Linked DNA regions of Mus musculus: region 1 is linked to region 2. Evidence: chromatin loops called from intact Hi-C (ENCODE). Cell type or tissue: gastrocnemius. All regions are shown on one strand. Links, peaks and the distances in the headings refer to the core of each region. The heading gives the core; the rest is flanking DNA.

Evidence for each region. Hi-C counts contacts between places; a loop is a spot of excess contacts. Peaks named below come from ENCODE experiments on the same cell type or tissue, not always from the same donor. Only the 100,000 strongest peaks of a DNase experiment are listed, where the experiment ranks them.
Region 1: it touches region 2 in a loop (2.9-fold over the local background); 16 of 42 quality-filtered maps call a loop at or near these places.

Annotation. Positions count from the first base shown.
Region 1 is chr5:104,445,596-104,453,935 of GRCm38, reverse strand. No RefSeq gene overlaps it. Among named protein-coding and RNA genes, the nearest start is that of Pkd2, 9.7 kb to the left of the region's middle. In gastrocnemius, for the core only: a CTCF peak has its summit at 7,515 (motif pointing right); DNase peaks (open chromatin) are centred at 4,249 and 7,525.
Region 2 is chr5:104,214,466-104,222,805 of GRCm38, reverse strand. No RefSeq gene overlaps it. Among named protein-coding and RNA genes, the nearest start is that of Dmp1, 16 kb to the right of the region's middle. In gastrocnemius, for the core only: a CTCF peak has its summit at 3,716 (motif pointing left); DNase peaks (open chromatin) are centred at 3,684 and 4,686.

The DNA.
Region 1 (8,340 bases), core at 90-8,089, 230 kb before region 2:
TGTTATCTTGGCATCAGCCTTAGCTGGCACTGTGGTGATAGAGTCCAAACCTCTCTGTCCTAGTTTCCTGTTCAGAGTAATGAAGTTAAATACTTCATTTTCAGATCCCCGGTGGAATTCAGATCGAATGCTAATGAGGAAATATTAACAAATTCACCGAGCCTTTAGTGAACGCTCACAGACATCAGGTGTCTTGGTGGATTCCAGGGAAACAAAAATGAGGCATAATTTCTGTTTTCAAGGGAAGCAAACTGTATAAACAGACTACCCGGAAGTATCTTCAAGTCTCTCTCACTCCCTCTTTTTACAGTTCACAGAAACTTAAGATCTTTCTAGACTCAGACTCTCATTTGTCAACATCTCCTGACATCTTCCTCATCTACAACCCTGGTCTCTGTTTACTTACTGGCCCACCATGTACATGTCTGCGTTCTTTGTACCTTCTGTCAGTCACCTTCTTGAGGGAGATGCACACCCAGGGGAGGGTGCTGCTGGTTTCTTCACTGGCATCTGTGGTTCAGCAGCCTGTCTCTTTTTGAGTGACAGTGGTAGTCAGACTTTCTGGGCAGCAATGGTTCTGCCCTGTTCTGAGTCTGAGTCTGTGTGTGATTCAGAGGTGGCTGGCACCCTTTAGCTCCCAAGAAGTGAGTCAAGCAGTCAAACATGGCCAATCAGAGTATCTGGCCCCCTCAGCCCCTGTGGATGTAATAGAGAAGGAGAGCCATGGCCAAGTTTGATCAATGTTACTCAAGCCAGAATGTGGGTTAGTTTTTCACCAAGTGATAGAAGGGAAAACCTTCTCTTGTCTGCTAGTTTGTGTTGTGGAGTTCTGAGTCCAGACAAGCTGGCAGCCAAACGACTCAAACAGGAAGAGTGGAGCCAAGAGCACATATGCAAAAACTGCTTCACGAAGAATGTGAGGAACAGAAGCAAACCAAAATCAAATTAATGATTGGGTTGCTGCATTATCAGTGAGCACAAACACACACACACACACACACACACACACACACACACAAACCCACACACACACACACACGTCTTGTTTCATGTAATCTAGACTGACCTCAAACTCAGTGTGTAGCAGAGGATAACCTTGACCTTCTGATCCTCCTGTCCCCACCTCCTAAAAGGTGAGACAACAGATGTTTGCCACCATGCCCTTAGTTCCAGCACTCTCTCAAAAGAGCATCATCTCCAGCCTTGAAATAGATATTTTCCTGTGCTATATTCTCATTTGGTCGAGTGCACATATATTTATCCTCTGCATGTTCATTCAAGGAGCGACTGAAAACAGAATTATTTGGAGTACCATATAAACTTGCATCTTAACTTTAATTTATTCATTATCACATTTGGACATGGTTGCTACAAGACTTTGAACTATATACTTCCTCCAACCCAGACTTTCCCATAGTGGATCAGATCATTTCTCAAATACCTCTTGACCCCAACATGAACCAGGGTCTCAGTATCCCCAGTTCCTCCCAGACTTCACACAGCACTTGCTTCATGACCATTTTGTAAGATCGTGGCTATGAATGAGTCAGAAGGACCATCTCTGCTGGCAGTAAATTTGTTATTAAGTTGTCACACAAGTAAAGCCTGTAACCAACATTTAATCTTTATGACACACTGCTATGACATTGTTTTGTTCTAAAACACAGATCCTAGAGTCTAACTCTGGGGCTCTCTGATCCACTCTGTCTTAGGAGGGTCATAGAAGCACGCATGTTAAGACAGCACAGAACGAGCCTTGAGGACACGTATTTTGATAACATGACACTTGAGCCCCAGAGTCCGTACGTATTGGAGCTATAACTTTTCTTTTTGACCGTCTTATTTAGGTTAGGGTCTCTGACACTTGCAAAGGAAATTAGAACAAATAAGTAGATTTGAATAGAAGTGGATCTTGCAGACCGATAAGAATCACGCTAATCACATGCATGAAAGACTGAGCACATTTGGGCTGAATAAGCTGAATACGGCAGACAGTGGCTGGCCTGGGGGGTCTCTAAGGTGTGTGTGTATGTGTGTGTGTGTGTGTGTGGTGTATGCAAGTGTGTATATATGTGTGTATGTATGTATGATATAGTTTGTGTGTTTATATGGTATTTGCATGTATGTGTGTGTATATGATATAGTTTATAGGTTGGTACAGGGCACCTTCCACAGTTGCTTGTCTTTCACTGAACCTACTGACCAATTGACTAGTTTCCCAGTGAGTTTTGAGAACCTTCATTTGGCTTGAGCTAGGGTTACAAATAAGTCCATCCATGCCAGGCTTTTTAAAAGTGGGTAATAGAGATGCAACACAGGTCCTGCAGTTTATACACCAGATGCTTTTCCAAGATCCCTATGTGCTCTTTTTTTTTTCCTAGATTTTTTTAAACTGTGGATTGTATTTATTAAATTCTTTATGTCACTGATGCCATCATGTGATTTTTCTTCTTTAGTTTATTGATATAATGGAACACATTATTCAGTTTTCAAACACTGAACAAGCCTTGCATACCTGTTGTCTTAGTCAGGGTTTCTATTCCTGCACAAACATTATGACCAAGAAGCAAGTTGGGGAGGAAAGGGTTTATTCAGCTTACAATTCCATACTGCTGTTCATCACCAAGGAAGTCAGGACTGGACCTCAAACAGGTCAGGAAGCAGGAGCTGATGTAGAGGCCATGGAGGGATGCTCTTTACTGGCTTGCTTCCCCTGGCTTGCTTAGCTTGCTTCTTATAGAACCCAAGACTCCAGCCCAGGAATGGCACTACCCACAATGGACCCTCCCACCCTTGATCACTAATTGAGAAAATGCCTTATGGTTGGATCTCATGGAGGCATTTCCTCAACTGAAGCTCCTTTCTCTGTGATAACTCCAGCTTGTGTCAAGTTGACACACAAAATCAGCCAGTACACCTATATTGGGTCCTACCTGGTTAAGGTGTAGAGTTAAAATGTACATTTTCATACATTGTTGCATGTTGTTTTCTACCATTCTGCCTAAGATCTTTGTGCACAGGTTTATAAGAGTTATGGGTTTTCAGTATCATTTTGTGCATGTGTGTGAGTGTGCCATGAATGTACACAGCTGTGTGTGTGTGCCCGAGTGTGTTGTCTATGTCTTTGTCTGGATTTGATGTGAGAGTAAAACTTGTCTTATAAAATCAGCTGGACAGAATTTCCTCCTCTTCCGCTTTCTGTAAGCAAAGGAGAAAAATGTGTGCTAGTTCTTTGAATGTTTGGTACCATTTTCCAGTATAGTTGTCTGGATCAGGAGTTTCTTTTTCAGGAGTTTTGAGTTACAGGTTCAGTGATTATCAGGCGGCCCCAGCTGACAACACAACTGAGTTTTGTTGTCAAACCTCAGAGTCAAAAGCCTTTGGAAAGCTGTTTGGTTTCTTCTCTATTAACACAGGAGCACAAAGTTGTTCATATTGAATTTGTTTTGTTTGCTTGTTTTATTTTATTTTATTTTATTTTATTTTTTTTTTTTTGTGAAGCACCTGGGGGTCCTAGAAGTCACTTTGTAGACCAGGCTGGCCTCAAACTTGTAGATCCACCTACCTCCCAAGTACTGGATTAAAGGCGTGGACCACCACTGCCCGGCTTATATTTGTCTTTCAGACGATGTAACAAAGTCCCACAAACAGAATGATGTAAAAAACTATAGAAATATTTTGTCTTGTCTTCTGGACGCCAGGAGTCTGAAACTGTAAGACCCCGAATCTGGGCCTCCGCTCAAGTCCCGGGATAAGCTGGCCGGCAGCCCAATGAGAGAAAACCACACCTGATGCAAACTGCAAGAAGTTTTATTATCAACTAGCTGAGGACAAACTCCTTCTGCCCTACAGGGCAGGGGAGTTCGACCCCCAGCGGTAATAGTAGGGGGCTTTTTAAGGAAACGTGAGGAATTGGGAGGAGTTGGGAGGAGAGTTGGCCACAGCTCCTCTGGGGGGTGGGGAGGAGCTATAGCTCCTCTCCAGCGTCTATCTCTGTGTCCTTAGCACAGGGAGTCAAGCAAGTGCCTGACTAGGTCTTTTTACAATTATTAATTACAATCTCTGGTTTGTAAGGTATAGAAATAAAAAGGCTTTTTGCTGGCTATAGAGAACAAAGAGCTTCTTTCTGGCTGTATTTTTAGAGATCAGGGAAAACAAGCTTGGGGGAATGTTTTAGGGGCTTTACCTTTCAGGGAGAAACGCTCTAAATCAGGGTCTCACAAAACCAGCACAGTGTCAGTGGGGGGCATGTTTCCATGGAAATCAGCAGAGGGGATTCTTCTCCTCCTCTCTGGCTTCTGGGATATCACTATGTGATGGCTCCATCCTCGAATATAAGGTTTTCTTATAAGGTTACAGCCACACTCTACTTCCCTGTGGCCTCATTTTAATTAAACGAATTATATGTGCAGTGACTTTGCACCTTGAGATATTGGATATTGAACCCAATGCATATATCTTGGTGGACGCTTCATTTCACCACACCAGCTTTTCCTTGTTCCCTTTAAGAAGCAGAAGGGCGGGTGTGATCACTCCTGTTTGTTTCCTGACGGCAACAATGTGTCCTCTCAGTTTTTGCCAGTGCTTGTCTTCCTAGAGCATTTTTAAGTAATATACTTGATATAGCTGGGGTTGTTACCAAGAGCCCTGTGTATATATGACAAGCAGTCTATAGCCCCAGGTATTTGTCCAGAAGAAAGAACACTGTTTATTCACTGTTTATTGTGTCCTGTTGATCACCTGTTTCCATTTTCATCGGCCACACTCTTATCTTTGGTGTTTCTTCTCCCTGCAGTGGGTTTGCTTCTAGCTTCTTGGAGTAGGGACTCAGATCACTGTTTGACCCTTAACGGAGGGAGACAGTGTGCTTCTGCTTCTGACTGCATTCCTTATGACATCACTACTTTATCTTTGCAGGTCTCCATCTGGCCGCACTCTGTGTGACATCATTACTCTATCTCCACCTCTGTCTGAGTCTGAAAGTGATGCAGGGTGAAAGGGAAGTGTCTTAGTTTGGATTTGGAATAAGGCCTCTGTTCCTGTTTATCCTCACCTTTCAGAGTGTAGATGTATCATTTCCATGCAAAGCTTGGGGAGATTTATTTAACAGTATCCAGATAATAATTCCAAAGTAGACCTCAACATAGGTGGCTTTGGTACTGTAACTATAAGACCCCTGAAACTGGGGAGACTTCTGCTCAAGTCCCGGGATGAGCTGGCCGGCACCCCAATAGCCACATCTGATGCAAAACTGCAAGAGGCTTTATTATCAGCTAGCTGAGGACAAACTCCTTTTGCCTTGCAGGGCAGGGGAGTTCGACCCTGAGAGGTAACAGTAGGGGACTTTTAAAGGATAAAGTGAGGAATTGGGAGGAGTTGGGAGGAGGAGTTGGGAGGAGTTGGGAGGAGTTTGGCTACAGCTCTTCTCTGGCGGGTGTCCTTGGTAAAATTACAAGGTATGAGGAGTGGGGAGTGAGTTGTAGCTCTTCTTTGTGGAGTTTATCTCCGTGTCCTTGGCACAGGGAGCCAGGCAAGCTCCTGGCTAGGTCTTTTTACAATTATCGCATCTCTGGTTGTAAGGTATAGAAACAAAAAGGCTTTTTTTGCTGGCTATAGAGAACAAAGAGCTTCTTTCTGGCTGTATTTTTAGAGATCAGGGAAAACAAGCTTGGGGGAATGTTTTAGGGGCTTTACCTTTCAGGGAGAAACGCTTAAAGTCGGGGTCTCGCATAACTCCATTAGGATCTTACCCTTAGGTGTGTGCCTTTAGTTCTGCTCCACATTCTTTGTCTTCGTGGCACCTAGCTTATTCATCTTTCATTGTGACAGGTGAGATTCTGCCATCTCAGCTTTTAAAATCAATTTACCTGTAAGGTCTTATCTCTACTTGAATGTGTCTGTGTGGAGGGCATAAGGTCCAATCTCTACATGAATGTGTGTATGTGTGGAGGGTGTAATGCCCTATGTCTATGTGAATGTGTGTTTGTGTGGAGGGCATAAGGTCCTATCTCTACATGAATGTGTGTTTGTGTGGAGGGTAGATCTGAAGAGTAAACCTAGGATCTTGCATATCTGGGTAAGATAAAGCTTTGAACACCGTATTTTATCACAGTAGGAAGGATGTGTTAGGGTAAGATAAAGCTTTGAACACCGTATTTTATCACAGTAGGAAGGATGTGTTAGTGAATTTAATTTGAACGCTAGGTGAAAATGAAGACCATTGTAATTTTCTGTTAGGAGCAACCTCTTTCTCTCAGCACTGTTGTGCGATGTTGACACGAACCACTTCTCATGCATTGAGCCTAGCACTCAGCAGTGGTCATTCCTGGAGTCCATTTTTCTGTTGTGATTTAGGAAATGGCTTTCTTTCTCTTTTTTTTTTTCCAAAATATTTTATTTTATGTATGTCAGTATACTGTAGCTGTCTTTGACACATAGAAGAGGCATGAGATCCCATTGCAGATGGCTGTGAGCCACCATGTGGCTGCTGGGATTTGAACTAAGGACCTTTGGAAGAGCAGCCAGTGCTCTTAACCACTGAGCCACCTCTCCAGCTCTGAAATGGCTTTCTAACTGTGTCATTCTTTCTTCACATTTTGTTAGTTGAGTTTACCTGTTAGGAAGTGTTTATCTTCTTTTATTCTCAGTGTGTTTTAGTATTGTGGCAAAAGGGTAGACAGACAGACAAACAAACAAACAAAAACAGAACAGAAAAAGCAAAACAGAACAGAACAAAACAAAAACAAAAAACCATAAAAACTGTATGAAAATGAATATATTTGAAAGAAGCCCTTTCCCTCTGGGCTTCACACAACAAAACATGCCCATGGAAAGCCCCTGTTTTTCAAAGGTACGACAATTGAGTGGGGGGTGGGGTTGGGGGTGGGGGTGGGTTCCCCAGTGGAGGAATTGGAGAAGGGACTGAAGGAGATGAGGGGGTTTGCAGTCCCATGGAGGGAGCAACAGTATCAACAGGCCAGACCCCCCACCCAGAACTCCTGGGGACTGGACCACCAACCAAAAAGTACACGTGGAGGGTCCCATGCCACTGACCACATATGTGGCAGAGGATGGCCTTGTTGGATGTCAGTGGAAGGAGAGGCCCTTGGGCCTGAGAGTGTTTGATGCCCCATGTAGAGGAACAGTAGGGCAAAGAGACAAGAGTGGGTGGGTGGGTGGGGGAGCATCCTCATAGAGGTGGGGGGTGAGGGTGGGATAGGGGGCTTCTGAAGGGGAGACCTAGAAAGGGGAAAACACTTGAAATGTAAATAAAGAAAATATCAAAAAAAACCTTCTAAAAATAAAATAAAATGTGCTCTCTCTCTCGTGCGCACACACACACACACACACACACACACACACACACACACAAATTAGCCTTTTCCCAGTGATTTTGTCCAGCTATCAGCTTAGCATTCCTTTTCTAAATCCATCACCCTTTGGTCGGTGATCCTGGAGCTGGATCCTGCAACACACTTGCTCTGCCAACTGGCACAATGACACTTTGTCAGTAGAGGGCACTGGAGGGACACTGCAGAACTAACTAGCTCTGTCTGTCCCTGGTGTCCTTGTTCTTAAAGCAAGACTGGTTGCCTCTTAGATACGGCATCCAGCAGTGCGCACTGGAGCACCCACCCCCAGACACCCTGCCAGCCTCAGTGTGCTGAAGCCCTTCTGCCAGCAGACTGTTAGCTTCAGCCCACCAGCTGCCAACCAGTCCAGAAAAAACCCTGAGTAAACTTTTCTGCTCATCTGCTGGGCTGCAGCTACAACCTTTCTAATGAAGACTTTTAGGGAAGAGAACCTTCTTTGCAAATTGTTCCTTATATGGGTATTCCCATTCCTATGGCTATCATTAAGACTAAGTTCTGTCTTTTATTAACACCTTCTTTCTGGTAATTAATTTTTGGTATAACAGTCTCCCTGTACAAATGGGTTGTGTGATTTCTACCCCCTGCATAAGCCCTGTATAATGGAGAAACAGAATGGTCTTTAATTGTACCAGAATTCAAAGTTCTGATTGTGGGGTTAAGTTGATGATGCCCTTGAATTTCAGCATGTGCTGACAGGAAACAGGCTGCTTGCATTCTATGGTACGTGGGGATGACACAATTAACTTGTGATTGTTAGGGGTTGGCTGTGATGGCAAGAGAAGTGAATACACCAAGAAGTTATGAGTCGCTTCAGTTAACCATGGATGTCACAGTGATAAGGGGTTGTAGTCTTATACCCTAAGTGGCATTCCACACCATCTCTACCGTACAGTAATCTCCACATGAGTCTGGGCTATGTCTGACCTTAATATTTTGTTTCATGGATGTTTAGGTACCAGTACTACAA
Region 2 (8,340 bases), core at 8-8,007:
ATGGACCAACATAAAAGAGACTGGAAGAAGCTGTGTCCTCCACAACATTGTCCATAGTAGACAGTGGTGACTACCATGTCATAGAACTATCCCCAGATATACACAGTAAAAATCACCGTTCTGTGGGGCCTTGTGGTCCAGAGCACTTGTTGCTCTTGCAGAGGTCTGGGATTTGGCTTCCAGCACCCATATATCAGCTGAAAAGTATTCTTAACTCCAGTGTCGGCAGTCTGGCAGTCTCTCCTCACCTCTGAGGGCACTAAGTACTCATGTGGTACACATTTAGAGAGCAAAGGAGACGAGATGTCGCTCCTGAGGTTAGACTAGAAACTCTTGTTCCACCCTGCTCATCCTTTCTTGGTAGCCCGTGCAGAAGCCACCTGTGAGGAAGCTGAAGGTGGCCTGGAGCCGACTATAGTGTCAACTACTGTGTTGGGGTAGCCGAAGAAGTATCCTAACCCCACTGACTCAGCCAAGGGCAATAAGAAGAGCTTTGAACAAAGAGAGTGGACATGTAGGGGAAGCAAGCTTTGCTCGGATTCCCACTGGGGGCAGAGGGGAGATTGGTGCTTATTGAAGGATTCAGCCATGAGTCCCCATTGCCCCAGATCAGACAAGGCCCCTCTTTAAAGACATTTATTTATTTGTTTGTTTGTTTGCTTGTTTGTTTTTAGATTACAAAATAGCAAATTATACTTCAGAATTGGGTCTGAGGTAGTTCAGTATCTTTCCAATGGAATAGAACATGGAGTTAAGATTTTTTTTTAAACCCCTAGATGAAGAGCTACAAATCATTAAAACCTTCCAGAGAGGGTGAGAATTAGTCTTCCCCAAAGATGAGCACCCTAACTGCTTATCCAACTCCAAGTAGTGTGCCCTAAAATACTGTATGTGCAAGCAATAGCAAAGAAAACATTCCAGCTTGGTGTCTTTGTTCTGCTGCATCAAAAGATCCAATTACGTAAGGCAACTTACTATGTTTTCAATTAGAGGTTGTAAAAACTAAATTTAAATCTTCTCAAAATATGTTATGATCTACCACAAAAATCTAGGTAGACATTTTAGGCCAGCTTAAAATTATCAACATCACCAAGTCACAAAATTTTCTGCCCATATTCCCAAGTGTAAGCTTTCCTTGTTTTGGTTTGTGGTATCTGCAAGGTGTGACATATTTAGTCTTTCATCTTTTATCTAATCATTTCCATTCCCACAATTATGTCTTCCAAATATATCTTATCTATGTGTCCTTTTATTTATTTCTTCCATGTCTCCTTGCCATCTAATCACTAGGACACAATTCAAGAATCATGGCACTGTCTTAGTCAGTGTTTCTATTCCTGCACAAATATGACCAAGAAGCAAGTTGGGGAGGAAAGGGTTTATTCAGCTTACACTTCCACACTGCTATTCATCACCAAAGGAAGTCTAGACTGGAACTCAAGCAGGTCAAGAAGCAGGAGCTGATGCAGAGGCCATGGAGGGAGGTTACTTACTGGTTTGCTTCCCCTGGCTTGCTTAGCTTACTTTCTTATAGAACCCAGGTCTTCCAGCCCAGGGGTGGCACCAACCACAAGAGGCTCTGCCCCTTTGATCACTAATTGAGAAGATGCCTTACAGCTGAATCTCATGGAGGTATTTCCTCAAGAGAGGCTCCTTTCTCTGTGATAACTCCAGCTGTGTCAAGTTGACACACAATACCAACCAGTAAAGGTACCATATCCCCACAGAAGCCTATCACTATGGAACCATGACACCACATGCCATGGCACCATATGGCAATGGCACCATATCTCCATCAAAACACATCACCATGACAGCATACACCATGGTACCACATCTCCAATCACATTATCATTGTCACGCCATGACACCAGTCATCATGACACCATCTCACCATGACACCATGTCACATGACAGCAGATCACCATGATAGCATAACACCATGTTGCTATGACACCATGACAACATGTCACCATGACAGCATGTCACCATGTTACCATGACACCATGTTACCATGTCACCGTACACCTTAACACTGACACACCATGGAACCTTGACACCACACCAGCTTGATACTGTGTCACCATTACACCAATCACCTTATCACTGCCACACCAAGTCACCATGTCACAATGGAATCACACGCTATGGCTTCTGTCTAGGTCCTGATGTGGATTAGACACGTTCTTGGATCTATGCACCCCAACTCACATCTGGAAACTGCCTTTTTCTAAGTGTGTGCTCAATAGACCCATTTTAAGTTACTGGATCTTGTCCCACTGATAACATTGGGTCGGTCCGAGTTAGGCAAGGCAAAATCTTTCCCTAGACCTGACGAAAACCGAAATCATCTGTGTTGGTGGATATGTTGTGTCTGGATGTTGGTAGCCATGCTTCTCTCCATACATGTCAACAAAAGTAGGAAATGCCTGTGGCTGAGGAAGAGGAGAGAAGCATACAAAAGGTAGAGGACAGACCCAGAGCAGGAGGCAGAGCTCCGGGAGCAGGAGGTGGAGCTCTGGGAGCAGGAGGCGGAGCTCTGGGAGCAGGAGGCGGAGCTCTGGGAGCAGGAAGCAGAGCTCCAGTGATGTCTCCCTCCTTGGGCTTCTTGTATTTCATTCTAGTTTCCTTATGATAAGTTACTTTTTAAAATTTTTTTATTTTTTGGTTTTTCGAGACAGGGTTTCTCTGTGTAGCCCTGGCTGTCCTGGAACTCACTCTGTAGACCAGGCTGGCCTCGAACTCAGAAACCTGCCTGCCTCTGCCTCCCAAGTGCTGGGATTAAAGGCGTGCGCCACCACGCCCCGCGATAATTTACTTTTTAAATTCTTTCCATCGCTTAAAGAGTCCTAACTAACACACCATGGCAACCTCCTAATCGTGCTTCTTGCTTCCTGTCTCTATGTTGTGTGCCTCTGTGAGGAAAGCAAAACTTTATCTCTATACTTGGGTTTTTCAGCCAGACCTGAGAACCTAGCAGGGGAGTGAAGATCCGGAGGTATGGAGTTGAACACAAACACTGAATTGCACAGAGTAGAAAGTCGAGGGGACAGAACAAGGCAAGGGGGCTCGAGGAGGGCAGCTATCCAGGTAGAGAAGTAACAATGAAAATGAGGTTAATGTCAAAGGCATTTCCTCCTGCTTCCCTCGATAAGCACTACCCTTTCCTTTTGGCAAGGGCATCTTTTACATATGAACTTTTTCTTCTGCTCTCAAGAGACAGGTGAGAGCAGAGTGAGCATTATCCCCACACAGTTGATGCAGCGGCGTCATCTGAACGGCAAATTTAGGGCTGGTGTATCCTAAGCCCTCATCTACTCACAGGCAGGTAAAACGACTCAGAGGATGAAAACACCAGACTTTAGTTTAAACAGTGGGAGCTTTTTCGATAATAAAGTGGACACTTGCAAAGGAGAGTTGATGCGGGGTGTTCGTTTATTTAACTTTTTTTTTTTAATTATTGATTTTTGCTACGTACAGTAGAGGAGGCAGAAGGACTGAGAGGCAGAGGCGATGGAAATGGTGTCTTCCTCACATATCAGCCTGACACACATATGAACTCACAGAGATTGTGACAGCATGCACGGGAATATATAAAGTTATTGGTGACAGATAAAGGACCAGGACCTTCCAATATAAGAACCTCCTGTGCTCTGGATCCCGTGATCCTCAGGGATGGGGGTGAAGGGGTCCGGATGTTCAGAGGCTACAACAGCAGGCAATGCTGCCATCTTCTGGAGATTGTAGAAATTACACCATTGGGTCATTTTCATTCAAACGTTAGCTTCAGGAATGGAAGATTTATGAAGAATCATACTTTTTAAAAAAAGAAATAAAGATTTGGGTATGGTGGTGTACATAGGTAATCCCACTACTTGGCAGTCTGAGAATGGTCTACAGTTAGAGGTCATCCTGAGCTGCACAGTGAACTTGAAGCAAACCTGGGAGAGGGAGGAAGGAAAGAAAGAAGGGAGGGGAAAAGGGAGGGATGGAAGGAGGGATGGAGGGAGGGAGGTTGGTTCCAATTACATATAATGATAATGTTCATCTTTTAAAATCATAATGATATTGTTAACTTGTAACTCTACACTGAACTCTGGAAAGGCTGCAATTTAGGAATTGTTGTGTCGTCTTTGAGTGAGCTGCGTTTTTTGCTCTCACATGGTAGCACCAAATTATCAGCATCAAGCCAAAAAACCTAGCTTAGTTAAACGTACTTTGCGTAGAAGATACTCCAGATCCTGTGTGATTGTTTCTCCACCCAGACTGGCGAGAAGAATAACTGTAAGGGATCTTGATGGATTTTGGATTAGGGGTGCTCTTCTTGCTTAGTTAATTCAGAACAGAGCATCTAAGGTTGGCAATCAGCAAAATGATATTAGCACAAAAATGTTTGCAGCTTCACCACTAATATTGTTAAGGGAAAAGAAGAAAGATGAAAAGATCATTTGGGTAATTTGTGGGGATGTGAAAACTATAAAACAGGAGAAGACATGTATATTGATAAACACGTAAAAATGACTCTGACTGCGACTATGAAAACTGTCCATGTTTTCAGAGCATAGCCAAGAGGCCAAACTGTGTCTGCTGCTGGGTAAATGACATCAGGAACCTTCTGCATCCCGGTGAGTGGGCCGCCATTTCCTGCATGGCTCACGTGATTATTTCCTATTTGAAAAGCAAAGTAAGCACGCTCTATTCCCAAAGGGAAACTCTCAACAGCGCCCCCTACCTGTGCACACACACACACACACACACACACACACACACACAGTTTCTAGAAAATGGTGGAAATAGTTCTTCATTTTTTCCCCTCAAAAGACAACCTAAATGAAATCCCATTCTCAAGGGAACACGTCTCTTTTTTTGTTTGTTTGTTTTCCTTCCTCTGTCTGCCTGTCTCTTTTCTTTCTCTGTAGTTCTAGAACTTTCTCATCCCTCCAGGTCTTTTGCTTCCATCAAGCCTTCCCCTTGATAAGGCCGGGCAGAGATTCACATCCCTTCTGCCTTAAATGGAAAGAGATAGGAAAGTAGTCCTTTGAGGACCAGCGTGACCATCTGAAGAAAAATCGTATTGCCCTTACTTGTACGAATGCCTTTTGGAAGCACAGAAAGTAGAAGCCTACTTAGCACGGCGGGCTGGAATGGGGATAGAGCGCAGGAAGGGCACCAGGGTGCAAAGATAAAATGATAGCGGGAGTTGTTCAGCTTCCCCTGTGCTCGCCTGGCCTTCTTCCCCACCGGAACTAAACTCCAGCAGGTCTCCAGGCCCGACTATGTCTTGCCTTTCCTGTCAGCTGCACAAGGAGATCTCTGAGCAATCACATCATGTATATTCAGCTGCTTAAAATAATTCACTTGCTGATCTGTGTTGGAAGGGGGACCCGGGCTTCCTGATCATGTCTGCTCCAGTCAGAAGATGATTCTCCGGCAGGGATGTCTTCTGTCTGGTGTGTCGTGGTACAAAGGCAGAGGGAGACCTTTTATGATTTAAATCGTGGTTTGTCTTGACATGAAGCCGATGCAGATAGAAAAACAGTGAGAGAACTCAGGCAGTACCTACTGTAATTAACGCTCAGATGAGCGGTTTTTCAAGACACAAAACATCCTTGCATTTTATTCTGATGACTAGCTGTGTCTTAATTGTTATCATCTGAAAGCCAATGAGGTGCATTCACCAGATAGCCAAATGATGCACCTGTAACTCCCTGTCAGCAGAATCCAGCTAGCCTGGGGCGGAGGGGCAGAGTCCAATCCATCCAATGAACTGGGATTAGAGTTCTCCCTTACAGTTTCCTCTTCACCCGACAGAGGCCTAAGAACAGTCAAAAGGTCTAGAATTGAGCATTATATGATAGTACAAGCTCTCTGTACTGGCTGCACCTTACAATTACCTGGTACTTTTTTTCCATTGCTTCGAAAGCCTACCCACTAGACATAACCCAAGAAGGAAGGATATATGTGGGTACGTAGCTTTAAAGGGTTTATTCTGTGTGGTGGGAGGGTAGGGCAAAGCAGCTCACAACACAGCAGACATGAAGCAGAGAAAGAATTTCTCAGAAAGGGCAAGAGGCAGCATGCAGGCCGATACCTGCTGTCACTCCTTCCTCCAAAGGCCTTGCCGCCTACTTTTTAATGTCTCCAGATGACGTCATCAAGTAATGATGCAATGATTGGTCCATTCTTCAGGTCAGAAATCTCATGATCTAATTGTCCCTGGAAACGCATTCACGCACACTTCTAGAGATGGGTGTTCCTTTTCAATCAAGTTTCATTTTTGAAATAACCTAACACACTAATATGGTTTGTCTAACCAAATAGACTATATGCCACATACTCCAGTGAGGAATTTCTGGAAGAAACTTCTGTACCTTCAAAGCTAAAACCATCCAGTCAACTTTTCTCTGATGCCACTTCCAGTCAACACTTTATGCCACTTCCAGATGCAAGATGCAAGAATGTCTAATGTGTGTGTGTGTGTGTGTGTGTGTGTGTGTGTGTGTATTAACTTCCTTGTTAACTTCCTTGAGGAGTCCGAGGCTAAAGGCAACTGGCTAACTTAATACACCGACCTATGAACCTGGGCTCGTTAGGCGTCTTAGTTGAAAGAAACAAAGACTCACTATAGTTGTTAAGATGGTGGGTGTGTGGTGAGGAGGGAAGTGGGACTTGAGAAGAGTCTGGGAAAGCCTGGTGACCAACAGGAGACGGGCAGTCCGGTGTGCAATCAGAAGAAGGCCATTTTACTCAGCATTGGGAATACAACGTTTTTCTTTATGCTTTATATTAATGTGGTGTATGTACCCCTCTCTGTTGCTATAATTTCTAGCCCCAATAAGCCCATATAAAAAGCATACAATCCAATTATTGTAACTGTAAGCTGTATGCCTAGATCGGGCAGATCTAACACTACACTAACTTAAGACCTTTTACTACTTGTGGTTTCTCCTGGCCACATAGATCAGGTCCATCAAGTCTTCTGTCCTCTCTCCTTCCCCTCTCCTCCACTTCTCTCTCCTATGTGTCCCCACTCTCAAACCTCCAGCCCCCCCATTCCCCTCTACTGCCCAATCACAGGCTCTGGCCTTTACTGGCAGGTTAAAATGGAGAAAATGTTCACATGAGATCAGCTGAGTATGAAATGGACTGCTTATTGGGGGCAACCCCTCTTGAGGAAGCAGAGTAAACATCTGAAGACAAACAGCACCAGGCCAACCCACACCGCCTCTCCATTTCTGCTTCTCTGTGTATCCCTTCCTGGTTTTGTTCTGACCACTTTCAGGGTTCTTTCGTTTTGTATATCCAGGTTTCCAGGAAGGAAAGGCCAAGTTAGACCTGATACCATCGTCACATTCAAGGAAAGCCTTGCCGCTGGCTTCCTAGAGGCTACAAGCCACTAGAGACAGGCTCCCCCGTGTCAGACACTCATCCGGTCCAGCCACTCAGGATCAGATGGGATATTTGAGTAGTGAGAACAAGTTACCTATGCCTGGGACTCCTGAGAGACCCCGGTGGGACAGTTATCTTTGAAGGAGCTATGAGTTTGCAGGAACCCTGCAGTTTACTATAAAGAGCCCAGAACCCAGACCGACACTGGGCTATAGTAGAGTAATTCCAGGTCCTGCTCTAGACCCCCTAAATTAGCATCTCATAGGAAAGGATTAGAGAATATGTATGCATATTTAAATGCACACACACACACACACACACACACACACACACACACACACACGTATATATCCTCAAGGAAACACAGCTTTGTCCTTGTGAAGGAAGGATAAAGAGGATCAGACCAAAGTCTGGATTCTCTAACTGTAGGGATAGGTAGGGATAGGTAGGGATAGGTAGGGATAGGTAGGGATAGGTAGGGATAGGTAGGGATAGGTAGGGATAGGTAGGGATAGATAGGGATAGATGGTAGGGATAGGTAGGGATAGGTAGGGATAGGTAGGGATAGGTAGGGATAGGTAGGGATAGGTAGGGATAGGTAGGGATAGGTAGGGATAGGTAGGGATAGGTAGGGATAGGTAGGGAGACCTGCTAGGAAAACTCACATGTGCTCTAGTGTGCACCTGAAGGTAAACACTCTGGTAAGACAGAAGAGCTGAGGTGGAATCGTTTCCCTCAGAAACAAAAGCTGAAGGGTTTTGTTTTCCCATACCTCCCAGAATATGCAGATGAGCCTCTGACAGAATATTAAGAATGAATAGTAATCTCAAACATTACAAGGTTTTCATGAGGTCTCATCAAAGCTAAGATTTTACTCTAGTCTCTCCTCTTGTCTATAATAGGTGTGTTTACTGAGCTATCACAAACACATATATTTTTAGTTATGTGGGT